2 separate regions of the Homo sapiens genome follow, and region 2 is linked to region 1. Evidence: chromatin loops called from intact Hi-C (ENCODE). Cell type or tissue: IMR-90. All regions are shown on one strand. Each heading gives the region's core, and the rest is flanking DNA. Links, peaks and the distances in the headings are about the cores only.

Region 1 (2,816 bases), core at 210-2,709:
GCAAGATCCTCACTTCCTAAGCATTAACTTGGGAAAGAGCTCAGCAAGCTTTCATCCCTCTAGCTCATTTTTTGTTTTTTTGAGACAGAGTCTTGCTCTGTCGCCCAAGCTGGAGTGCAGTGGCACAGTCCTGGCTCACTGCAACTTCCACCTCCTGGGTTCGAGCGATTGTCATGTCCCACCCAAGTAGCTGGGATTACAGGTGCACGCCACCATGCCCAGCTAATTTTTGTATTTTTAGTAGAGATGGGGTTTCTCTATATTGACTGGGTTGGTGTCGTACTCCCTGGCCTCAAGTGATCCGCCTGCCTTGGCCTCCCAAAGTGCTGGGATTACAGGTGTGAGCCATCACACCTGGCCCCTCAAACCCTCAAACTGACTTTTCTCACACAGACACACACACATACACGTACACACACACTTCTGCCAAAGAAGCTTAAAGGTTTTATGATGTGGTTATGTTTACTTAATCATGAGAATCATTTACTCATATCAAAAGCAAGCTGGTTGATAGCATGTAGGTGTGGGTAGCTATAAAGGATGAGCCCATAGCATGTGTGGAGCTGTGAAGGATGGCAGCATATTCGAGTGAGGTAGCATTACCCCTAACTTAGGCAGCTATGGCCTGGCAGCTCGGGGGTGGCATTTTTGTTTGCTCAGTGTTACTTTTGATGTTGGATGTTTCCCAGATTGAGAACTTTAAATTTTCCTAAATAGTCCCTGTACTGTTTTTGGCAGTGGATCTATTTTTACTCACACACATAGTTTTTTGCCTTGTGAGTAGTGGGTGGAGGCCCTTAGGGGTTTTTGGGTAAATGAATAGTGTCATAGGAAGATAAGTGAATGATCAGCAGGCCAGGTCATTTTTGACATTTAGTAATGTTGGGGGTAGTCCTGGAGCAGAGAAAATGTGTGAAGTGAGTGCCCTGGGGTGGGGACTAGGTGTAGCCAAAGGCTGTTTGGTCAGGACGTGAGTAAAACTGGCTGACAGGGAAGTCCAATCCTTAAAAGAAATGGAGAGGAGGGCCTTTGTGCATGGGAAGAGCCCATCAGTTTAAGGTTGTCCTTCAGGAAGGGTGTAAGTAGGATTACAGAGGGTGGGAAGGCAGGCAGGACACCTAGAAAGCAGAGAGGCTGTGAGCAGGGGTGGCGAAACCCCTGGTTTGTGGCCCGGTGAAGACTCAGTGCCTAGTGTGGCTACACTGAGGGAAGGTGCCGTGTGGCAGAAATGACTGTTGTAATCTTGGTGTTAGAGCGGAAAGAGGCTGAAAACTATTGTCTAGGCCTGTCTGTAAAATTCTGTCTTGTTGTTGCTTCATGTTCCTGATTTGTGGAGATGCAGCAAATGTGATTTCATTAGATTTTGCAGATGATCTTAGGTAGCATGGTCGGGGCCTGGAGAGCATCCATTACTCTGTGTTGCCACCCGGTGTTTGCCTCTCAGTACAGTTTATGACTGAACTTTTCATTAGTTCTCCTGGCTCCTGTATTTTGGTATTTGAAGTGTTGGGAACTGGTGCTAAGTATCATCCATCAAGATTGGCTATCCATCTTTTTGTTTTAATGGACTGTCTGATTTTACATGGGTCTATAATTTTCCAGTCTGGGAAAAACTCAGTTTTCTTTAGTTATCTGGTCAAGTAGTAAGCCATCTTCATTTCATGTTTCCTTTTGTTAACTGAATTATAACCCAGGAGTATTAAAAAATACTGTATTTAAATGTATCCAGTTATTTCCTAGTTAGGCTCTGGCTGGGGTATTAGGAACAATATTTGCTTGCTGAGATATGTTAGTCACCCTCAGCTAATGCTGATAGTGATTCATTCAGACTGGCAGGCAACCAGATGATTTTTACATAAACACTAATACTCCCAGTAAATGATTTTTCTTGTGAAGGTGTCATCATAAATACTGCCCAGTAGCCTTTTTTGGCAGCTTATTCCTGATGGAGAAAGAATATGCTTACAGATACACCCAAACTTCACGTTAGTAGGAAGCCCTGCCACACCTTTTATTGGTGCACAGGAAAAACGAAATCATGGAACATTGGAGCTGAAGGAGGCCTTGGAGATCATTTGGGCTAATCCTGCTTATTTTACTTTGGATGTCCAAAAAGGTTGTGATTTGTTTAAGGTCACATAGCTAGCTCAGACTAAACTTCAGATGTCTTGGGTTTAATAATTATACCGCCTTTTGTGTTATGCAAGCATTCTGTATTATACATACATGTATTTCAGATTTGTACTCACTTTAAATGATATACTCTGGGAAGTTACCTTGGTGTATCTTTGCCAGTTTCACAGAAGCAGCTTTGTTAGTCACAGGAGGAAGTATATTGTGACTCCTTATGGATATTATTTGTATTTTAATGCCAAATGGCCTTAGTTTAATTACTACAAGATGAAAGGAGCTCTCCAAATTCTGTTGTTGCCTTATGCTTTGTTTTATTGAATATTGCTCTAGAAACGCAAGTCATTCTAGAGGATTCAAGCATTCTGAAATTTATCAGAATATTTGGGATGGAATTTTGATTCAGAAGTGTTGTTCGTTAAAAGACTAAGTAGTTACTCATCTTTTTGTAGTTCATAAGTGTGATGATTGGGTTTTGACATGCAGGTGTGAGATGTGCCACCCTCAAACCTTGTTACAACATAGACATGTGACCCTCTGATGTGGGCAAAAAAAGACTAAGTTATTAAATATTTACAAAGTCTCTATTTTCCGTAAGAAAATGTATGTAAGTGTTTAAAGGCACTTACTGGAGGAGGAAACTAGTGGGGTTATAGGTGTTCAGCTGGATTTAAGGGGAGCATGGA
Region 2 (2,816 bases), core at 228-2,727, 120 kb before region 1:
GCTTTCTCTCTACTGAAGCATGATTTAATTTTTCTCTAATGCTTTTCTTTCTTATAACCTTCTTAAACAATTAACTAGATTCCTTTTTTTCAAAGACTTGGGTAGTCTTTTTCTCCTTGCTTGGTTTTTAAGTGACTTTCCTTTCAAGCCATCCTCAGTTTTCATGGAACATGTTTTGCCTTCTTCAAACTCACTAAACTCTTACCCATTCGAGAAAAGTGTATTGAACTCTAGGCACTGTGCTAAGGCCTGAGAAGAAACAAAAACTACTAAGACACTGACTCTCCCGACCTCAAGGAGCTCTGCTTCCTCATGCACTTGGGATTCTCTTTCAAGCAATTCCCATGTGGGGTAATGACGATGAAAGGAAAGCCGTCTTGTGGGGGATTGAACTGTGAATGGTTTCAGTGTGGTTTGAACATGTGATCTCTGCTAAATGAGGATGTGCTAGATGAGGGAGTGTGCTGTGATGAAAACAACCAGGATCAGAATTCCCCCTGCCCCTCACTGGACTTTCAAGCTGAGGCTCAGGTTCTTCATCTGTGTAATGGGCATAAAGATCCTCCCCTTCCTGACTGCCTGTCCCACAGAGCGGTTGTCTGGATCAAAAGTAGGTTGGGTACATTATGGGCTAGATTACCACATAGAGTCCTTGTTTTGGGACAAGGTGGGGTCTGAATTCACAACTGGTTAACATTTCATTCATTAAAAAATCAGAGAAGACTGGCGCGGTGTCTGACGCCTGTAATCCCAGCACTTTGGGAGGCCAAGGCGGGTGGATCACTTGAAGTCAGGAGTTCGAGACCAGCCTGACCAACATGTTGAAACCCCGCCTCTACTGAAAATACAAATATTAGCTGGGCGTGGTGGCGGGCGCCTGTAATCCCAGCGACTTGGGAGGCTGAGGCAGGAGAATCGCTTGAACCCGGGAGGTGGAGGTTGCAGTGAGCCAAGATCATGCCATTGCACTCCAGCCAGGGTGATAAGAGTGAAACTCCATCCCAGGGGAAAAAAAAAATCAGAGAAAAATCCAAACAGAGAAACCTTATCTGTGACCCTACCTTCACCTCTTTGCACCATCTGCAGGCACTCAAGCGTGACTCAGTCTTTCTCCTGCATTTGGACATGATTCATATGTGAATCATGATTCACAGGAGTATCATCTCTGTGGGTTTCCCTCCCAGCCCCACAGAATTTCATTTGGAGTGTTGTTGGTGGGGACCTGGTAGCTGCAGTCTTCACTTGTTTTTCACCCTGCTGCCCAGCAGAGACAGGGCAGTTGGTGTGACTGGGCAGATAGTTTTTATCCCTCTGTATCTTTAACTGGGCACCATTTTAGAAGACTTGCTAGTAAATGTCTTCCTTTATTGGAGTTAAATCATTTTGAAAAAGAAAATAAGTGGATGCCATGTTTTCTTTCTCTTTAGTGTTGAGGCTTAGAATCTGCAACTTGATATTTGTGTTGAATATTAGGTGCATGCAGTATATTTGGCCTGAGAGCCAAAGTAAAAGTAACTCATAGCATACTGAGACTGGATGGAAGGACCTCCGTCATTTCTCCAGGCCAGGTCAGTTTTTTTTATGGGTAAGTGCTGCCTCTGTAGCCCAGAGAAGAGAAACCACTTGCCCCAGGCACAGGCTTCTAGATATGGGCTTGGAACTAGCCCTAGAGGCTCCACACTGAGTAACCTTTTTGACCTTGAGGTTTTCAGCCAGAGAACACATTCACAATTCTGAACAGATGTCAAAAGAGACAGAGCTGAGATGACTCTTACCAGCATTGGCTTCCGAAGTCTATGTCTGGCTTTGAACTTTGAGTGTGAGACTTCATTCCCAAATGTTGGGTTGGAGCAGAGCTGGCTGACCATGAGGTTTCACCTCCATCATTGCAGGCTGGTGGGACTCTTCATATGCCAACAGCAAGTCTTTATGACTGAAAATAAGACCTCAGAGAGCCAGTGGGAAAGGCAGTGTGTTGGGCTTGAATTACAAGGAAACTGTGTGTGAGTAGCTTCCTGGAAGTCCTTAAAATATTTGCTTAAAAGCATAATAGCTTCCTGGAAGTCCTGAAAATATTTGCTTTTTCGGGGTATGCGTGTACGTGTGTGTGTGTGTGTGTGTGTGTGTGTGTGTGTGTGTGTAGGTAGGTGTGTCCACTAGAGATGGCACAGATCTACTTTTGGCCTAGGATTCAAAGCTGCTCTGTTAAGTTGAACTATTTCTTTTCTTTTTTTTTTTCTTTTTTTGAACTCTTTATTAGTGTAAGAATTTGAGTTGTCTTGCAGACCAAGTCTAGAACAGGTTTTCTTTAAAAACAAAAACAGGTGATCAAATGAGCAAACTTGGCAGCCAAACCTGGGAGGTGATATGGTAACAATTCTGTTATTGCTCAGAGTGTTTTGCAAATGCCAGTTTGCCTTCATACCAGTTCTCAAGCTAAATAAGAAAATCCACCTCGTTGCTTCTTTATAATCATGCTTTATATTTGTATGAAAATGAAAGTTGTCAGCCAAGGTTTTTTTTTTTTTTTCCAGAAAATTTAGCTCCAAGTGGCTTTTGGCTATTGACAAAGAACAGATAACATTTCAACAGCTAAAAATTGGTGCCCCAGATGGATAGTCAAGAAATAGAGCATCTGTAAAGTTGAGCAGAAAGAATCTAAATTCAGGTTCCTCCTACTTACTGTGAGATCTTCAGTAAGTTGCTTAACTTCTCTGAGCCTCAGTTTCTTTATCTGTGGAAAAGGATCATACCTACCTCATATCTACTGGTGTGGGTTTGAATTAAATGAAATACTGTATTTGTCTGACTTAATA

What was found. A loop is a pair of places that touch in the nucleus more often than their neighbours do. Peaks named below come from ENCODE experiments on the same cell type or tissue, not always from the same donor. Only the 100,000 strongest peaks of a DNase experiment are listed, where the experiment ranks them.
Region 2: it touches region 1 in a loop (2.7-fold over the local background); 15 of 110 quality-filtered maps call a loop at or near these places.

The regions. Positions count from the first base shown.
Region 1 is chr22:31,950,834-31,953,649 of GRCh38, forward strand. The region is part of intron 1 of YWHAH (tyrosine 3-monooxygenase/tryptophan 5-monooxygenase activation protein eta); the gene reads left to right. LOC124905158 (small nucleolar RNA U13) reads left to right here and starts at 2,571; the gene lies at 2,571-2,673. In IMR-90, for the core only: a CTCF peak has its summit at 1,451 (motif pointing left); a DNase peak (open chromatin) is centred at 1,828; H3K27ac peaks cover 313 bases.
Region 2 is chr22:31,828,530-31,831,345 of GRCh38, forward strand. The region is part of intron 24 of DEPDC5 (DEP domain containing 5, GATOR1 subcomplex subunit); the gene reads left to right. Among named protein-coding and RNA genes, the nearest start is that of DEPDC5, 76 kb to the left of the region's middle. RefSeq lists an enhancer at 508-1,707. In IMR-90, for the core only: a CTCF peak has its summit at 1,204; DNase peaks (open chromatin) are centred at 1,122 and 1,702; H3K27ac peaks cover 639 bases.